Linked DNA regions of Mus musculus: region 1 is linked to region 2. The links are chromatin loops, found by intact Hi-C in ENCODE. Cell type or tissue: left cerebral cortex. All regions are shown on one strand. Each heading gives the region's core, and the rest is flanking DNA. Links, peaks and the distances in the headings are about the cores only.

Region 1 (10,125 bases), core at 670-8,669, 81 kb after region 2:
TGTACCTGATTAATTTCATCGACTACTCTGAACGGACATCTGTTAAGCTCCTGAAGTGCCATCAAGTATAGCATAGTAGAAACACTTCTTTCACCTCCACTTTGATGATGAGGAGTTAATTCATGCAGCTGAGTACTACTGCGAAATTTTACTCTAATCCGGATTCCATATTTATCATAATCTTCCTATAAAACATAAAAAGTTGAAAAATGAGTGCTGTCTCTGTGGCAATTCTACTCAATATTTGAAAACATATCAAATATATCAATCATAAAAGCAAATGTAAACAATTACTACCTAAAAAATTTAGTAGTCCTCAAGTGCCTACATGGGTGTGCACACACACAAATGTAAACTTTAATAAAAAAAGATTGTGTTAGGTGTCACATAACTTTTGTCGACTCTGAGATGTACTGACTTCTCTCAGCCATTCCAGGTCACTGAGATACAGACTGACCTTAAGAGTGAAGTACAGAACGCTCGTTTAAAGTTAACCAGTTAAATGGCCTAAGGTAAGTGTCTAATCAAGAGAGACACAGTGCAAGAAACAGGTAAGTCAACAGTTATAGTTCTAAAACACAAAAAGAAAACAGGTAAAATTAGCTTCAATTGTATATTTTGTTCATTTAAAATGTCATTCTAACATCACAATATAAAATATTACCTATGAATACTTAACATTCTTTTTTCACATTAAATCTTTGAAATTGTATGTATGTAGCATATATTCATAGCAGAGGCCTAAGAGCTGCAAAATTGTTTTATTTATTCACTATTTTGAGTATCATCAAGTAGTTATAAAGAAGGTGTGGCAAATACTTATGGATGAAACAGAATGTCAGTGGGATGGGCAGGGGCTGGCTCATGGGATGCCCCTCCAACAGTTATTCCAGTCTACATTCTGTATAAGAATGGTACCACCCCAAGTGACGCCATTTATAACTGTTGTGGTATCTCCATATACTGAAGGAAGAACTGTGTATCACCTCTCACACTAAGAGGCTGAGTCTTTCCACCCTTTCCTTTAGATTTATATCCCACAGCTGCTATTGTTGCTGGCAATACTCTTCCTTCAGGCGTTTCTGGAAGTATGCTGCCACCTTTGGTTACAGTTTTGGCTGTCGTATTTTCAACAAAACTTTCTCAAACAGCAAGGACAGTTTCCCAAGGCTTGTCCCGCCAAGATTGGACTCTGCTCTGGCTCTGCTATTATAATGAGACCCCGTGTTCCAGTTCTGGACACATAAGAAAGCAAGAGCTTCCTTTTTTGAACCACAAATTGCTTCACACGTAAATACAAAAGGACTCAGGTAATGCCTTAAAAATTTAGAAATACTTTTAATCTGTTCGCCTTCCCTTTCAAACCCCTCAAGTAAACAAACTACATTACTGTAATAATTTATAATGGTTCTAATTTCTAAGTTACTTTTAAACCCTATCTCTTCATTGCCATTGACGGTCGGTCCTTTCTACTGCTTTGCTCTAGCTTCTCCCATCTCACTGAAGGCTCTGGTTAAAGAAGCCAGTTCTGGACCCACTACTGAGGAGACACAGGGAGGCCAGACAGAGCGGGGACACAGGACAAGGTTGAAAAGAGGGAAGGTCTGGAAGAACACACTGAAAGGGAAGAGAGGCTTTTCTATAGCAGTGCACTGAAAACAGACTGTTAAGAACAGTACAAGAAGAAGGAAGAGCCCCACGCAAAGGATATAATTATAATGGATGGGATTTCTGTGACACAGGCCTCACCTAGTCTATTTGGCCACATTTATGCCCCACACTGACTCAAGCTACTGATAAACATCCTGTTTGAGCAGGAATGATGTTCCCAGTAAGCAAACTTATCTAAGAGTTTAGGCTCTGTCTGGGATTAGATAAGGAGTCTGATTTTATTTTTTTGCCTCTTGACAGCAATGTGACATTCAGTAAAATTACCATAAGTCTCAGTTTGTTGTTTTTTTAAGTAGGGTAGATTTAAGTTCCTGCTTTATAGCACAGTTATAAGAGATTAAACGGTTGGAGGTGGGGTGGGGTGAGGGTGAGGAATGCCTTTAATCCTTGGGAAGCACTTGGGAGGCAGAGGCAGGTGGATTTTCATGAGTTTGAAGCCAGCTTGGTCTACAAAGTGAGTTCTACAACGGTCAGGGCTACACAGAGAAACCCTGTTTCAAAAAACCAAACCCAAACCCCAAACCAAAAAGATGATCTGAAGAGATCAAACAAGATAACTTTAGGAAAGGAAGCATCTCGGAACTGAAGTATTATCCATACATTTCTTAGTTACGGGCAGGCATGGATTGTGTGTAAACTGCTACGGAAGGGTCTAAAGCCTCAAACCTAGGACTTATAATAAAATGGTATTTCACAGGTATACTTCACATGAAGCAGAAGGACCTTGTGAGGCAAAACTCCTCAAAGGACAAAATGGTGCTATTCTGTTTTATATGTAAAAGAATGAAAACTCGAACATTTGCCAAAATCTAAAATTTTTAAGATATTTCACCTTGGAAACATTTTGACACATGGAAATGAGAATAAATTACCTCAGTATACCAACAAAAACTTTTAATTAAGATCAAAAGATGGCTAGCCTTTTGTCACTTACAGTCCTACCCTCCTGATTCCACTTTCCCAATTATATTCAGGAAATCCAGGCATTTCTTCTTCCTTCACTCACCCGCCTCGCCTATAGTGCTGGGAACTGAAGCCAGGGACCCATGTACCTAAGCATACATGATCACGTCATCGTATTTCCAGCCCTTCTTTATATAATTTTTCTCAATGAAAAATTTGTTTTATTCAAAATAGCAATGCATAAAGCTGTAGTTCAAGGAATTAGCATATTACCTACTTTCTTCTAAATTTGTGATAAAGAGGAAACTAAGAACACTGAGCATGGTAGTGGAAGTGAGGTAGGTAGAAGCAAGATCGTCAGGGGAGTTCAATGTCATCTTTGCCTATACTGCAAGTTCAAAAACTTAGAAAACACCACCCAACACAAAAAACAAACTCAACCATCTGCTACTTTGTTTATGGCTCTTAAGTTGAGAATGGTAGATTTATAAAGCACTGTATTCATTCAACACAGCTGAATAATCTTCCCTCACACTGGCTGAAAAATAGCAAGGCATTAGCCACTTCTATAAACACCACCCCCAGCCCCAAACCAAGCAAATCTAATGCTAGAAACCCACAGGTGATCTCTTTCCTCCTTTTCATAATTTTTCAGTAAACAAAAATATCATGTATAATTCCAAAGGAAACAAATTTATATGTACTCCTTGCACATAATTAAAATTGCTGGTCATAAACTACATCCCAAACGCAATTACCTCATTTTCTGTATGAAGATCAACTTCACCAGCACACTGCATGGAACTAAAAAAGTTGCTGAATTTCTCATTAATTTTTTCTACTAGCTCCTTTAAGGGGTTCAGCCACCTTTCTTTCACCTACAAGTAAGAGGCAAAACAAAACGACACTGAAAGCAGTACTATCCACTCTGATATAAGACTTCACACACAACACAGTCTATAGCAGAGTTAATTTGGTTAGAAAAACACTTTTCGTCTCAGGAGAATAAAATTTATTTTGTATAATTTGTACGCTCATCCCATTCATGGCAAACAAATAAGGATAAAAATTACCTGCGAAATGTTTTCCCTGTATTCATCTAGTTCAACTTTCTTCCCCTGCAGTTCTTCGGTCAACTGCTGTATTTCTACTTCTCTTTTTGAGTACTCCTCAACCACCTGGTCGAAAAAAATTCTTTAAGAAAAATTTATCAAAGGATAAAATTATATAAAAATTTGCATCAATTAAACTACTGGCTAAAAATGCCACTGTGCTGCTTATTTGTACATGATTTATACTACTGAATACTGAAAATGTTACTTTTCAATCCTTGAAAAAAATGCACACTGCTGTACTTCAAGTTAACGCAGCTACTCTTTTTATAAAGAAAAGGCAAGGAACACTGTGTTCCTTAGGAAGACTCTATTTAGAATTCTAATAGATTCAGAATCTGGCATTTAAGGCATTGTTCCTGCTGCCTAGCTTATTATTACCCAGAGCTCCAGTACAGCGTGGGAGGCAAGTACTGGAAAGAACTGTGTGTGTGTGCAGGCTCACAGGGGTGCACACAGGCATGTGCTTGTGCACGTATGCACTGAGGAAGACAGCAGGATAAGAACTGTGGGATGGAAACTGAGAACGAGGCGTACTACCGAAGGATTCAGTCCTGTGAAGCACGAAGCTCTTGACCTTTCTTCAGTTAATAATGCATCGATTTCATCCAATGTGTTTGGGAGATCTTGAAAAGCCTAAAGAAGAAGAAAAAATACATCATTAAAAATGGAATAGTGAAGTTTTATTAGAACAGTTAAAAGGAAGTAATTTGCTACATATCTACTATCTGATTAATAGCATGCTAGCATATAGCAATACAAAAGAATCATAAAGAGGGCATTTTCTCTTTAAAAAGCTTACACTTTAAAAGAAAAGATGTATACATGTTGGATAGTCCCTTAAGGCAATGTATTGATGTTGAATCTAAAATAAGCAGTACACATCACATCGGCTTTGGAATACAAAATAATGAAGGGTCAGTTTATGCTACATGAGAATTAAAAGAGTTCAAAGGCCCACGATTTATCTCTGGGTCTGAAAGCAATGGCTAGGGAAAAGCAACGCAAAAAGGAGATAACAATTTGGAAAGAAGAATGAGTACTGCATACCATGGGGGGTGAGGAGCTGTGTCCATTTGGAATGGTGGGTACTTGCTGAATTGGTAGAATGGGTCCAGAATATGTGGGGCATTGAAAGAGAGCAAGAAGTTAGAGCTTTATACTGTACTTATGAAGACCTACAAAAGCATCCTTATAACTCAATCACTGAGACAGAACTCCATCAAGACTATCTTCTGAACTTATGCCACAGAGACTCACTAGGGTAGACACTTTCCTACAAGGAGAGGCATGCAGTACACTTTTGTGCCTAGCATAACCTGTAGAGCCCTTATAGTAAAAGGTATGCATGAATTGGGAGCCTGAAAAAAGGTTCTGATGAGTTATATGTATCAACTGGATAACCTTGATTTGTATCTTTTTTAACCCTTTGGAACTCAGTGTAATCTCTGCCAAGGCCTCTAGGTATTTAGATGTACACGTGCTACATCCGTGCCGTGTATGCCGAAGTGTGAGCTTATGTTCCAACACTTACTTGGCATCTTCACCAGATTCTAACAGGCATACTAGGTTTATTATATTGAAACATAATTTCTACTTCATTCAGCTTCCCCACCACTGTAAGCAAACCGATTTCTCATTAATAATTAGCTTGACAGTTTGTTCCGGCAAACATTTAGGAGTTCTCTCTTACCCCTGTCATGTCTATCACTGAAGTAAAATTTCTTCCTCCCTCATCCCTTTGTGCTACTATATTAATCTCTTCCCTGGTCAAAAATAATGACCCTTAGTTATTCTCCATAGAGCAGCTAAGAGTATTCATCTACAAAGTGATTTTAATAGCAGTATTCTTGTGTTTAAGATCCTCCAATGGATTCTATTTTAAAGATAGGAGAGCCCAGGGTAAGGGCTTCAGAGTAGTGGTGGAATGCCTGCCTAATCTCTGAATATTAAAGGCGGCTGTGGGGACCCAAACTCTTTGTATATTCTTTTTTTTAAAAAATTAGATATTTTCTTTATATACATTTCAAATTTCAAATGCTATCCCGAAAGTCTGCTATACCCTCCCCCCAGCACTGCTCCCCTACCAACCCACTCCCGCTTCTTAGCCCTGGCGTTCCCCTGTACTGGGGAATATAAAGTTTGCAAGACCAAGAGGCCTCTCTTCCCAATGATGGGCGACTAGGCCATCTTCTGCTACATATGCAGCTAAAGACACGAACTCTGGGGGTACTGGTTAGTTCATATTGTTGTTCCACCTATAGGGTTGCAGACCCCTTCAGCTCTTTGGGTGCTTTCTCTAGCTTCTCCATTGGGGGCCCTGTGTTCCATCTTATAGATGACTGTAAGCACCCACTTCTGTATTTGCCAGGCACTGGCATAGCCTCATATGAGACAGCTATACCAGGGTCCCTTCATCAAAATCCTGCTGGCATATGCAATTCTATAAGGTCATATTAATCCAAACTATGCCTTCTTCTTTGCTTGGAATTTAATTTTTTGTTTGTTTGTTTTCTGAGACAGGGTTTCTCTGTATAGCCCTGGCTGTCCTGGAGCTCTCTTTGTAGACCAGGCTGGCCTCGAACTCAGAAATCCGCCTGCCTCTGCCTCCCGAGTGCTGGGATCAAAGGCGTGCGCCACCACGGCTTTAATTTTTTTTTTTAAAACACCGTTTCTCTGTTATGACCTTGGCTGTCCTAGAACAAACTATGTAGATCAGACTGGCCTCAAACTTGGAAATCTATCTCCCCCTGCCTCCTGAGTTCTGAGACTAAAGGCATGTGCTGCCACCACCACGCTGGGAGGTAATTTTAATCCCTCAAAGATTCCTTTTAACACATGGCAAAGACATATGCACCTCAGCAACTCTGTATGAGCTGCCTCTCTGCCTGGGTCCATCCCCACGTCACTGAATCCTTCTCTTCACCCAGGACTTATTTATAATAGTAACATTTCAAATAAACATTCCCTAAGCAGCTGCCCATCCTTGCAATGTTAGCCATCACCTTTATTTTTCCTTTATTCTCTCTTGCTGCCTGACCTGATTATCTGTTTCATGTTGCTTGGTCTGTCCTCCAAGCCAGAGTTCAAGTTTCAGTGAGAAAAGCACATATGTACTACTTAATAATTGGTCATAGCAGCCAATCAGTGTATTTTAATAAATATACTATTTCCTGATTTCATTCTTTCAAAAACAGTGTATTTTCTGGGGAGGCAGGGTTGAAACAGAGTTCACTTCTATCTGTAGGCATTGAACTTGGAACCATCCTACCCCCACCTCCCCAGTAGAGACAACTGCCACTATGCCAGCACACAAAAAACTGTAACTTATAGTATGTATGTGTGTATGTGTGTGTATGTATATGTATATATATATATCATGCCAATATCATATTAAAGCAAAACATATTTTAGATGCATTCTACAATTATCTTTAGACACAAACTCTCAATTAGTTTTATGAATTTCTGTTAAATTCTTACTCTGTACCCAAACAAACTCAAGCCCTGCAGTATTCTGTGTCTGGTATATAAAATAAAACCTTTCAGGATATGACAACTACAATCTATACTATCCCTCTTCTATGCTTAGTGGACATTTCATCATCTATGAAAGTTGATACATTTAAGATTTTTAAAAGTACACAATACTACTATTTAAAAATGCATTTGTAGCTAATTTGATATTCCTTTGAGTAGGTATGCAGAAAAGGTTTCAATGTCAGATAAAGCCTAGGAACACAAGGGACAGAATAAACGGCAGAGTGTGGACAGAGAGGAACGAGCATTGCTTAGTTGGCCTCTGACATACCAGCATATAACCGAAAGAAGGTATCATCTCTGAAGATTCGCACCTGAAAACCCCTAAAGACAGACTTCTAAAGCAAAACAAAACAACCCCCTCCCCCCAAAAAACCCCACCCTCTTACCTTTGTCTTTCTCAATATCACCCTTGCTTACTGTTTGTCAGACACAAATTACTTACTAGTTTTCATGGATGTTTTACACGCCAACAATCCCTTTCTATGATGGTTAAGAGGGAAAGACTTTAATTGTGAAAATGAATGTTATGTTGTCATTTTAAGATATTGCTCATACTTTAAAACTAAGCAAAGGTTGGTGACTAAATCTGAGAGAAAGTAAGTTAATCAGAGTTACTTTAAGCATTTGATCACTGGGAAAAGGCGTATTTTAAATGCTACTTTGTGTTTTCATGTCCTGTGTCTATGCCTAGAGTAGGACATCTTAAACTTAAAATTCTGTGTTAGGTCAACTGAAGCATTACTTATTTTTATACTTACTGTCTGGAATTCTTGTGGAACAGCTTGGTCAGCACTCAGGTTGCATACTTGCCTAGCTTTCTTCATAAGTTCCTTGCACTTCTGTAACAATCTCTGTCTGTTGTCATCCAATTCAATGAATTGTTGCTATTAAAAAAATAATATTTCAAAATGTTACTACTAAATTAGAGGCTTGTTGTATAAAACAATCACATATCCAATAAATTGCTGAACTCATTATGATTATCATGTCACCTGAACCATGACTTTCTTACTATAAAAATACATTAGCCTTTTATTATGAAGGTAAAAATTTAAACTAAACTTTAAAATATCAGAGCCAGTATTTCTTTAATATGTAAGAACTCTAAAGTTTACTCTTTTGTAAATGTTTAATTTTAATGAAACATTATCATACACAGGCTTCACATAAGAAAACATAGCATCTGAATATAAATTTAAAAAGTACTCCTAATAACTTTTCAAATATGTTTTATCTATTTATCATTCATTCATGGACTTATTTATTTCCCCAGCAGTTAATTAGCAAGATCTATGAGATACCAATCTGTATTAAGTATTGAGTGGTGAATAGAGAAAGACTCACAGAACCATCATCCTAACAGAAACAGACATTATCTACTGAGTACCCTTGGATGAGTGTTCCCCACCTAAGTTTTCTCTCCTTTCCCTGATCCCCAACGCTACTCCATTTTGGGGAGGTAGGACTGTAGAAGCAGGGTCTTATGTAGTAGCTCAGGCTGGCTTCAAACTTGTTATCTCCCCAAGAGTGACCCTGAACTCCTGATCCTCCTGCTTCCCAAGTAAGGGGATTACAGTCACACAGCCCTATGCCTAGTCCTTGTATCTTTTATTTCCCACAACACTCCACAGTAACAGGCTGACGAGAGGGATGGAGAGATGGCTCACAACTGCCTGTAACTCCAGATCTAGGGGATCCTCTGGGTTCCATGTGCATATACCCAAGCCCCTAAATACATATATTTTAAAAAGGCAAAGTTATTCATTCATTCATTCATTCATTCATTCATTCACTCACTCACTCACTCACTCACTCACTCACTCACTCACTCATTTATTGACTTATTTATTTAAGTTTTGAGACAGGATTTCTTTGTATAGCCTTAACTGTCCCAGACTTAGCTCTATAGACCAGGCTATCCACGAACTCAAAGATCTGCTCTCCTCTCCCCTGTCCTGAGTGCTAGGAATTACAGGTGTGTGTGCCGCCACCACCACTAGGCCAGATAAAATTATTTTTAAAAAACTAATTAAAAAACCATTCAAGTTTACACATTTCGAGCTTATAATAACTCACATATTCATGCCTGCCTGTAAGAAACCCTGCCTACTCTGCTGTGAGATTGTGTCTCCTAGTAACACCAGAAGCTCCACCTGTAAAGTCTCACCAACACTGGTTGCCCAAACGTGAGTTAAAGCCCACGGAGCCTCAGTCCCACACAAAGCCCACAGGTAACAGAGTAAAGCTGGGAGCAGAAAAGGTGGCCCTCCCCAGAGAAGAGAACAAAGACTGCTTCTCCAGCATCAAATGGTCAGCCCCATACATACAAGTAATGTGGGACCCCGACTTAGAGCGTTTCTCTCTAGAAGGTAAAGCCCCTGGACGTTCCCCAAGCTTGTTTTCCCTGATCTCTAAAAATACAGCCAGAAAGAAGCTCTTTGTTCTCTATAGCCAGCAAAAAGCCTTTTTGTTTCTATACTTTACAACCAGAGATGCCTGCCTTCCTGTGCTGAGGACATGGAGATAAAAATTCAGAAAGAACTCACTCCCCACTCCTGCCTTGTAAATGTCACCAAGGACACCCGGAAGAGAAGAATTCTCCTTCCAACTCCTCCCAACTCTTCCCAACTCCTCCCAATTCCTCAGCTAGCTGTTAAAAGCCCCCTACTGTCACTGCTCAGGGTCAACTCCCCTGCCCCTCAGCTAGCTGATAGTAAAACCTCTTGCAGTTTGCATCAGGTGTGGTTTTCTCTCTGGTCACTGGGGTGCTGGCCAGCTCACCCCAGGACTTGAGCGAAGGCCCAGCTTCAGGGGCCTTACAGTAACATATGTATGTACTCAAGAGGTTGTATTTGGAAACACACACACACACACACACACACACACACACACACACA
Region 2 (10,125 bases), core at 883-8,882:
TTCATTATTGTCTTAGTTTCTTTTTTTTTTTTCCTTTTTTTTATTACGTATTTTCTTCAATTACATTTCCAATGCTATCCCAAAAGTCCCCCCCCCCACTCCCCTACCCACCCATTCCCATTTTTTGGCCCTGGCGTTCCCCTGTACTGGGGCATATAATGTTTGCCTGACCAATGGGCCTCTCTTTCCAGTGATGGCCAACTAGGTCATCTTTTGATACATATGCAGCTAGAGTCAAGAGCTCTGGGGTACTGGTTAGTTCATAATGTTGTTCCTCCGATAGGGTTGCAGATCTCTTTAGCTCCTTGGATACTTTCTCTAGCTCCTCCATTGGGGGCCCTGTGATCCATCCAATAGTTGACTGTGAGCATCCACTTCTGTGTTTGCTAGGCCCCTGTCTTAGTTTCTATTGCTGTGAAGAGACACCAGGACCAAAGCAACCTTTTTGTTTGCTTGTTTGTTTGTTTTTGTTTTTCGAGACAGGGTTTCTCTGTGTAGCCCTGGCTGTCCTGGAACTTATTCTGTAGACCAGGCTGGCCTCGAATTCAGAAATCCGCCTGTCTCTGCCTCCCGAGGGCTGGGATTAAAGGCGTGCACAACCACAGCCCAACCCAAAGCAATTCTTATGAAGGAAACATTTCATTGAGGCTGGCTTACAGTTTCAGAGGTTTAGTCTATTATTATCATTGTAGGAAATGTGGTGGCACACCAGCAGACATGGTCCTGCAGAAGGAGTTCTACACCTTAATCTGCAGGCAGCAGAAGGAGCCTGTTACTGGGCAGAACACAGTTCCTCCAATAGGGCCACACCCACTCCAACAGGGCCACACCTCTTTTTTCTTTTCATTAATTATTTTACTTTATATCTGATCTAAACTTCCCCTCCCTTTTCTCCTTCCAGCCCCCCACTCTCCTCTCCCCTCCCCATACCCCCTCTTCTCTTCAGAGAAAGGGAGTCCTCCCATGGATTTTAACCTTCCTTGGCATATCATCAAGTTGCAGTAGGACCAGGTGCATCTTCTATTGAGGCTAGACAAGGCAGTTAGGGGAAAAGTACCCGAAGGCAGATGGCTGAGTCAGAGACAGCTCCTGTTCCTGCTGTCAGGGGATCTACATGAAGACCAAGCTGCATGTCTGTTACATATGTGTAGGGGGCATAGGTCTGTCCTGTGCATGCTCTCTGGTTGGTGGTTCAGTCTCTGTGAGCCCCTGTGGGCCCAGGTTAGTTGAGTCTTCAGGTTTTCTTGTGATGTTCATAACCTCTCTGGCTCCTTCAATCCTTCTTCCTCCTCTTCCGTAAGATTCCCTGAGCTCCACCTAATGTTTGGCTGTTGTCCTTTGCATCCGTTTCCATCAGTTGCTGGGTAAAGCCTCTCTGATGATGGCTATGCTAGACTCCTGTCTGCAAGTACAGCAGAGTACTATTAATAGTACCAGGGATGGGCTCTCTTTCATGGCATGAGTCTCAAGCTTGACCAGTCATTGGTTGGTCATTCCCTCAATTTCTGCATCTTTATCCCTGCACATCTTGTAGGCAGGACAAATTCTGTGGCTGGGTTGGTGTACTAACTCCTCCCACTTCTGCCTCCATTGGAAGCCTTGCCAGGTTATAGGAGGGAGTCATTTCAGGTTCCATATTCTCCATTTCTAGGAGTGTTATCTAGGGTCACCCTCATAGATTCCTGGGAGTTTCCATTGTCCTAGGTTTCTATCTCATCCCAGAGATGCCCCCACCCCCCACCACCACCACCATGCCCTGACTGCACTGATTCCGGTTCTCTAGAGGGTTCAAGTCTAGGGAAGACAGAGAGGGAGTGGTGGTGAGAGAGGACCACACCTCTTAATAGTGCCACTCACTCATATAGGCCAAGTATTCAAACTCATTAATTTATGGATGCTATTCCTATTCAAACCATCACAATCACTATAACAAAATAAAGCAGACTGCTTTAAAAAGAAAGGCATGTTTTGGCTCATGGTTCTAGTGATACAAGTCCTAGGAAGGCAGTGCTAGTATTGAAGGCATAGAGCTTCACCTGGCAAGGGACAAGGGTACTAGAATCTGCCAAGAACTGTCCTCTGGGCCAAACAACTGCTCTTTGGGGAGTTCAGCTATACCCCCTTGCCAAAAGTTTATCCCAGTTGTATTGGGTGTTTACCTCCTCACGTAGAGAGGTAGGAAGGGCTGGGAGACCCTCACATGAGTATCCAACACTCTCTACTATCTCTTGTATGCAACTCTTCCTAAATCGCATGTGATCTCAGGGCTGGGCTAGAGTAGAGAGGCTGAGAAAAACATGAGGAGGGAGCTTAATCTACATGGCTCCCATCCTTGCTGGGTAAAGGTTTTCCTGGTGTGACCTGTTGGAGAGGGAAGAGCTCTGAAGCCCCTGTAAGAATCTACTTACTTCTGCTTTATAAGGAAGCCCAATACCCTTCTTTGGTGTATTTAGAGTGAAGTCAGGCAGAAGCCTGTCTTGGTTTGTCAGGGTCTTAGAAGGGAACCTGTAGGTAGACAAGCGTGGCTTCTAGGGACTGACCTATTGTCCTCTGGCTCCTTCAGCAAGCACAAAGCATAAGGAAAGCTCTGAAAAGGGACATGAACCTCGAACTCCCAGATTAAATGATATTCTCATGTGTGACCAATTTATCGATCTTGGCATATTCTACCATCTCACAATGGGGATTAAACTTCAATACATGAAACCTTGGGATCAAACAATATCCTACCCATTGCAATAGACAATGGGGAGGCACCCTGGGGAGGCATCCTGGTGCCCTGTGTGAAATGCAAATGGGTCTCTAAGGGACAGAAGTGTGGGCAGCACCTGAACAGAAAGACAGCAAGGCAGGGCAGTAGGTGGAAGGTGAGGTGTTTTGTCAAATTTGCCTTTCTTTTCTCAGTGAAATAAGCAGCAGGGGTTTTGGCTCAGAGTGTGTTTGGAACCAGGAGGGTGTCTGAGGACAGAAGGTGCAATCTAGTTATTTCAGAGTGTGGGAAAGGAAAGTCCCTGGGGATATGCAAAGGGACAGTGTTGTGAGCCCACTAGAGACCATAAATTTAGAGTGGTAACAGTTGGCCTCGATATTTTAGTCCAGCATGGCAGGTTGGAGAGAAACTGCGTCTTGCCAGGAAGTTCCAGGAACCAGGTGAGGGGTGCATGCATAGAGACTATGATGTCACAGCTAGGTAGGAGGGACGTAAGAACAAGATTGAGCATTGAAAAAGGAGATTGGAGGCCACAACCAAGTTGAAGAATTGTTCTGAAAGAAGTGTTAGTTGGTGTCTTAGTCAGGGTTTCTATTCCTTCACAAAACATCATGACCAAGAAGCCAGTTGGGGAGGAAAGGGTTTATTCAGCTTACACTTCCACATTGCTGTTCATCACCAAAGGAAGTCAGGACTGGAACTCAAGTAGGTCAAGAAGCAGGGGCCTATGCAGAGGCCATAGAGGAATGTTACTTACTGGCTTGCTTCCCCCTGCTTTCTTAGCTTGCTCTCTTATAGAACCCAAGACTACCAGTCCAGGAATGGCACCACCCACAAGGGGCTAGGCCCCTCCCCCTCTGATCACTAATGGAGAAAATGCCTTACAGCTGGATCTCATGGAGGCATTTCCTCAAGGGAGGTTCCTTTCTCTGTGATAACTCCAGCCTGTGTCAAGTTGACACACAAAACCAGCCAGTACGGCTGGGAAGTACGGTGCAAGGCTAAGAGTTCAGAAATGGAGGTAGTTTCTGGTGTTGCAAAGGTCTAGGGTACCCAAATAACAATGGAGTGTTTCAGGGTTGAGAATCTCAGATGGGCAATTTGCCTACCTGAATGCTAACCCCACTAACAGTGTTAACAGCTGGGAGGGAAGGCTGTTAAGTGTGTGGGACTTTCAGAGCATGAAGGTGAGCGAAAGTCAGAAGACTTTCACAAGGCGCCGGGTGGAGCTAGCTTAGCCTGGGGGCAAGGTCTAAAGCTGCAGAGGGAGGGAAAGGAAGAGGCAACTCACAGCGAACAACACTAATGCTAACAGGTGCTAAATTCCACTCCAGAGGCCTCATAAACTTCGTCCTCTCCTTGGGGGGCTAAGAGGCCACCCAGGGTAAAGGATTTATTCAGGGTCCTGGGCTGGGAAGGAAACGAGAAACAACCAGACCTTTTATTTCCCTTTCTCTGTTTCCTAAATGCCAACAGTGTTTTGGATATTTAAAAGGACACTTAAAATGCCCTTGTTGTTTCTGCCTTTGAACGACCAGTGCCGCTCAAGGACAGGGCGGTGGTAACCATGGCAGTGAGCAGAGGGTGGTGAAGAGGTGGTTTTTAAAATGGGGTGAACCTCAGACAGGCGGCAAACAGAGCTGGAACCTCTTGTCTTCCTTGGGGCCCTTTGTTCATTCAGCTTAACTGTAAGGAAAAGCTGAATTCTTCCCTGCAGGGAGGCAAGCTTAAAAAGAGAAGGGTTTGCCTCTCTCGAGGTGTGTCCCTGGGAATAGATTTCGGGGGGTGGGGGAGCACTAGGAAAATTTGGGGCAGCTGGCACAAACAGGGCACAAACAGGACAGTCTGGGATGGCAAAGAAACTAGCTGTCTTGCCTCCTGGGTACAGAGTTCTTAGGACCTGTCAGCTGTCTCGCCACCTCTCCCCAGACAGGTGGCCGCTCATGGGGGTGGCCTAGTATTCCAGCCAAAAAGGCTGCCAGGCCCAGCCTTTGCAGGAAGGTTTGGGGTGGGGGGAAGGGTAGAGGAGACAAGAGAAGGAGAGAGCTGACGCACTGCTGGATTAGGAGCTTTAAGAGCCTTCCCTTCCAGGACGAAGACGCGCCCCAAGCGGTCACAGGGCAGGGCAGGGCAGGGCAGGGTAGAACAGGGCAAACTGGAGGAGGCACATGGGCGCAGGAAAAGTCCCATGACTGCAGTGTTTTGCGGCAGGTTTCCCAGCTGCTGTAGGCAGAAGGGAGGCAGTCCCGGGTGATGGGCGAAGGGAGGGAGAGGGAAGAAGAGGGAAGTAAACAGGAGACCACGGAGAGAGCCAGTTCCCGGTGTTCAGAGAACACCAGCCGCCTCCGGTCCCGGTGGGTGGCTGTATGTGTGGAAATGAAACAGGGAGTGGGAGGGAGAGTGAAGAACAAGCATACACTTTTTTTTTTTTTTTTTTTTTTTGCCTGTCATCCACTCACCTCGTCTTCCCGACCCTGCAGCCCACGTCCCTACTGGGGTAGGGGTGGCAGGAGGTGGGAAGGAGATTGCTCGCCAGGCACCCACCCCTAAGTACAAGCAACTGTCGCTGAATCAGAACTGTCTCAGCCGCCTGTCACCTGCGCTCGCTCGGGAGGGGCACATGGCATCAGACTTGGGACTTGCGACGAGAGGGGGTGGAGGACCCAGCAACGGGCCAGAGCGTGGGGTGTCTCCGGGAACTGGGAAAAGCTGGGAGTGACTATCTCCAAACATCTAGGGGGACATCGGGGAGAATGGGTGGGACTAGGGGCTTAAGGGGACTTGGAAGCAGGGGGAGGGGATGACAGAGGGCGGGAGTGTCCTGCAGTGGGAAGCACCGGGGAACGGCGCCGGGGCTGAGGGGCGGCTGCTGCTGCCGCCAGTGCGCGGGGTTATGCGAGGTAACCGAGAGCCTGGAGGAGGAGGGAGGCGGCGTGGGCCGCGGGCCGGGGTGTCTGGCGCTCGTTGGACAAAGAGATGATGAAACGTGAGCGCTATATTTACCAAGGGGGTGGAGACGGGTGGGAGGGGGGTAAAAAGGACAAACTGTTCCACAACAACCACAGGAAACACAGCCCTTCTGACTCACCCAGAGGGCCGCGCCGACCCCAGCGCAGCCTTAGCCTCGAGGCAGAACCATACTCGGGGGGCGCCAGCACCCGGCCGAACCCTGGTGCTCTGGCTGGGGATGCATAGGCTTATAAATGAAAGGGACACCGGGTCGAAATACTGCTTGAGTGTGTGCATAGCTTTTGTGGGGTAGGGGAGGGCAAGGAACGACATTAATTTTTTTTTTCTTTTTAAGCCGGGTGGCTGGGTCATCGTAGGAAAGATGTGGCTGCAGTCGTGGAAAGCACGATTCCTGCAAAGTCATCTCCACTCGCACAGCCTGGCCGGCCAGCCCGCCCCGCCCAGGGACAGCAACACCAGCCACCCCACCTCTCTTTTCCTCCCCCACCCCCGCGCCTTGCACGCAGGGCCCAGAGTTGGGGTGCGGTATGGACTATGTTTAGAAGCTGATGTCATCGCGACACCCTACTCTGCAGTCTTCCCAGAGGGACCGCAGGGCAGGTTTTCCTGATCTTCGAGGATGTGGGGGTGGAAAGTGGCCTGCCTTCTCAGCACACCTCACACCCATGGTACCTCAGGGATTAAAAAAAAAAGAAAGAAAGAAACATCGCTAGAGTTACGAAACAGGGAGGCGCGCTCACGTGGAGCGTGCGAGCCCAGTGGCTAGCGCCCCAGGGGCCAGCAACCCTCCCTCGTGGCTCCACCTCCACCTCAGGTGTGGGGGGGCTAATGTCAAGGTTAGCTCACGTGGGCGCGGGCGCCCGGAGCTCCTTGCACGAGTTTGGGGCGGATTCCTCGTCCCCCAATCTAGGGCAGTTTGTTCAACTGCAGCAAAGAGAGCTTGATGTTCCAGCAGGGAAGGGATTTCTGAGAACTGGGACTGTCCTCAAATGAACCTGCCTCCTCCGGCTGCTGCGGCGGCGGCCGCCTGCGGAAGACTTTTTAAAAGGGCGATGCCAGGCCCAGACGCTCGGCGCGCAAGTGGCTGAACCGCCCGCCACTCTGCGGCCGGAGCCGAGCACCCGCCCCGAGCGCCACGCGGGGCTGCTCTGAGCTCAGGGGGCTGCCGGCTAAACTTATCCTCCTGCATATGCATGAACGGATGGCCTTTCCGCTCCGCAATGGAGAGGCCTGGGGTTTTGCGGTAGGCTGCTTAGTGGAGCAAGAGTAAAGTAGGGCGTCGTGGAAGTTTTCGCGCCGGAGCTCCCCGCCCCCTCCAGACACTGGGTGTTAACTCAACCTGGCTACAATCGGTTCGCCAGATCCGGCTTTATCGGATTGTTTCAAATCCAGGGACGTCGCTCTAGTGAAGAGCCCACCCCTTCATTCCTGTCTCTATTCTTCCTAAACTCACCACCTTTCAGCAAAACGAACACAGCTTTCCCCAGTAGGCCCTTTATGTGCTCTGGGTGAGATTCCCTAAAGCTGCTGAGCTCAGGCCGGGAAAGGGCGAGGTGAGGATCTATCCCAATGTGAGGTCTGACACGTGATCCTCTACCCCCAGCGGGCCATCTGTTCTTTTTCCTTCCCGCCGGGAGGCTGGCAACTTTGTCTGGGCAAGGTCCACGCCTCTCAGCAGGAAAATACCGAGAAAAGCCAGAATCGGCAGAAACCTGTATCTACAGCATGTGACTTTAAGCTGAACTTCGGGCCTAGAGCTGGGACCATACTTGGCCATCTGTGTTTTAAACTAAGTGCCAGGTGATTAGCCCCACCCAACAAGATGGGGGAAGCCCTGCTTCGGGCTCAGTCTAACTCTGTCTCCAGAAGAGGGGCCCAAGAATCGGCAGCGTTAGCCTGGAAACACCTTACCGGGGTTTACCTAGGAAAAAGAACAGATTCTAAGCCTCTAGGCCACTTCCTACAGAGCCGTGTAAGAAGGGGGTGGGGGTGAAATTATGAATTAGGAAAAAAATGGCATGCTAATTTTAGCTTTTGGGAGGTGGCGGCAGGGAGTTGGAGGCTAGCCTAGGCTCTGTTTTTTGAAATAATTTTGAGGGGAAAAAAAGCATTCTCGTTAAGTACTGGCTTTAAGGTTCCCGAACCTTCACCGTAAGGTGACACAAGCAGATGAGGCACTGTTCTGAGAGAGCAAATCTTACTCTAGTGTTCCCCCTTCTCCATTTCTGTGTGAGACAGAGTCTCACATACCCCATAATCTCCTTTTCTCTTCCTCCCTAGTTCTGTGACTTCAGGTACTACAGGTGTGACATTCTACAGGCCCACCCTGGCCTCTAGGAATTTTTATAAACCCCTGCATCTCGGGAGTCTGAAGAGACTGCAACTGTGTTAAATCTAATCCTATCAGTCCAGTCCGCAGATAAGAAAATGGCTGGGAGAGGTGAAGTGAGGTCACAGATCTCATTTAAGGCAGAAGAGGCCTTATAGCCTTCACATTAATTCTACTGGGAAGCCTTGTAAACAAGGCTCACTGTTCTGGCTACAGGCTAATAAGCCATAGCCATGGGAACTTGGAAGATACAGCATAGGGTAGGGAGACTGTGCAAAGGAAAATAACATGTACTAGAAACAGTTACAATCTTTGGGTTCTCTTGTTCCCCTGGGTGGGAGTATTTGGAGTAGAAATGAATGAAGACTAACTTGGGAAAGCGGACCTCTTAGATTTATGTGCCATAATATTAACAGGATATTTTGCCCAACATTTAATTGAGATAACAACATGCTGGCTAAATAGCATTAGCTGGTTTTAATCATAAAACTATTATAGTACATTTCAATACAGATAGAAAATATTGTTTAAAAATACAAGGAAAAAAGTCATGATGTGGGAAATACCACTTCTGGTGCTCTGTGTTATCTATCAAACACACGTATGATTCGTAACATGTGCATGTAGCTATCATCCTATAGAGGACAGACTCCCTTTGTGTTTTGGTATCCCCTCACACTTAGTTCATTACCAGGAATGAATGGTCAGAGAAGGGGAGCACGGGGTACAATGGCAGAATTGCCGACTTTGAAGGGACTTTCTACAACAACTATGCTTGCAGATCCATAAGAGAAATTCACATGGATGAGATCTGCTTTCTTGGTGTTCTTTATAACTGAATTGGGAGTATTGAGAGAGTGTAGTCGGGATCCTATGAAGCTAAAGGGCACTAGAAAGAAGGCAGCTAGATGTAAGGGAAGTTAAAGTTTGCATTTAAAAAACCCTGAGGTTAGTGTATTCAAACTCAGAGTCTTTAAGGGAAGATAGAGGCTCCTTCTCAGAGAATAACCTGCCCTTAATCTTTGGTAGCCTTTCAGGCCGAGGCCTGAGGAGACTTCATGAGTGAAACTAATACCAGTGGAAATACAAGTGTGGGAGGCTGTGTAGGCCTTTGACCATGAGGCTCTTCAACTGATCCCATCTATGCTGTGCCCTAGGGAGGCAGGCAGAGGTGCAAATTCCTAGGGACAGACTTTATCCTAGGGGGTAAAAAAAAAAATCAAAATTAGGCAGAACCAATCCTTCCCTTTCCTCCTTTTCTTTCTTTTTTTCCTTCATGTTTTTATGCTTTTCTTTTTTCCTTTTCTTTTCTTTTTCTTTTTCTTTTCTTTTTCTTTCTTTCTTTTTTTTTTTTTTTTTGAGACAGGATCTCACTCTGTAGCCTCCTCAAATGCCTCAAATGTTCCATCGTGCCTCAGTCTCCTGAGTACTGGGACTTCTGGTCTGCACCATCATAGCCAGCACCAGTGAATTCTTTTCTAAAATTAAGATTATCAGAATGTGGGCTGGAGAGATGGCTCAGTGGTTAAGAGCACTGACTGCTCTTCCAGAGGTCCTGAGTTCAAATCCCAGCAAACCACATGGTGGCTCATAACCATCTGTATGGCTTTAGTGTACTCATATACATAAAATAAATAGGTAAATGTTTAAAAAAAAGATTATCAGAATGTGCTGGACAGTGGTGGTGCACACCTTTAATCCCAACACTTGGGAGGCAGAGGCAGGGGGATTTCTGAGTTCGAGGCCAGCCTGGTCTACAGAGTGAATTCCAGGACAGCCAAGGATACACAGAGAAACCCTGTCTCAAAAAACCCCCCAAAAAGGCAAGATTTCCAAGATGGCTTCCCTGCTATACACTATTGTACATATTCTCTCTATATCTATATATGAATCATATACATATATATATATATATATATATATATATATATATATATATATATCACATGGATGTCATAAGGGTCTTGGGCCTGGGTCCTGCATGAAGCATGTCCTCTGTACTCTCATGATGTGATGTGATGGCAGTGATATTTCTCCATGGGTTAGCACTTCCTGTTATATTTGTTCTTTTCCCAGGAAATGACCTTGTGTGGTGTCTTTCCTGCATAACTTTAAA

What was found. Peaks named below come from ENCODE experiments on the same cell type or tissue, not always from the same donor. Only the 100,000 strongest peaks of a DNase experiment are listed, where the experiment ranks them.
Region 1: a loop joins it to region 2, with 6 times the contacts of the local background. A loop is called at or near these places in 8 of 42 quality-filtered maps.

Annotation. Positions count from the first base shown.
Region 1 is chr19:23,210,419-23,220,543 of GRCm38, forward strand. It overlaps Smc5 (structural maintenance of chromosomes 5), which reads right to left. Exons shown (of 25, transcript NM_001252684.1): 18 at 7,987-8,112; 19 at 4,737-4,781; 20 at 4,227-4,322; 21 at 3,648-3,752; 22 at 3,333-3,452; 23 at 6-185. Among named protein-coding and RNA genes, the nearest start is that of Smc5, 58 kb to the right of the region's middle. In left cerebral cortex, for the core only: a CTCF peak has its summit at 1,128; DNase peaks (open chromatin) are centred at 1,106 and 4,091; H3K27ac peaks cover 2,162 bases.
Region 2 is chr19:23,129,345-23,139,469 of GRCm38, forward strand. It overlaps 2410080I02Rik (a long non-coding RNA gene), which reads left to right and starts at 5,154. Exons shown (of 2, transcript XR_386610.3): 1 at 5,154-5,610; 2 at 6,015-7,767. In left cerebral cortex, for the core only: CTCF peaks have their summits at 4,827, 5,667 and 6,750; DNase peaks (open chromatin) are centred at 4,022, 4,403, 5,039, 5,310 and 5 more places; H3K4me3 peaks cover 3,112 bases; H3K27ac peaks cover 5,758 bases.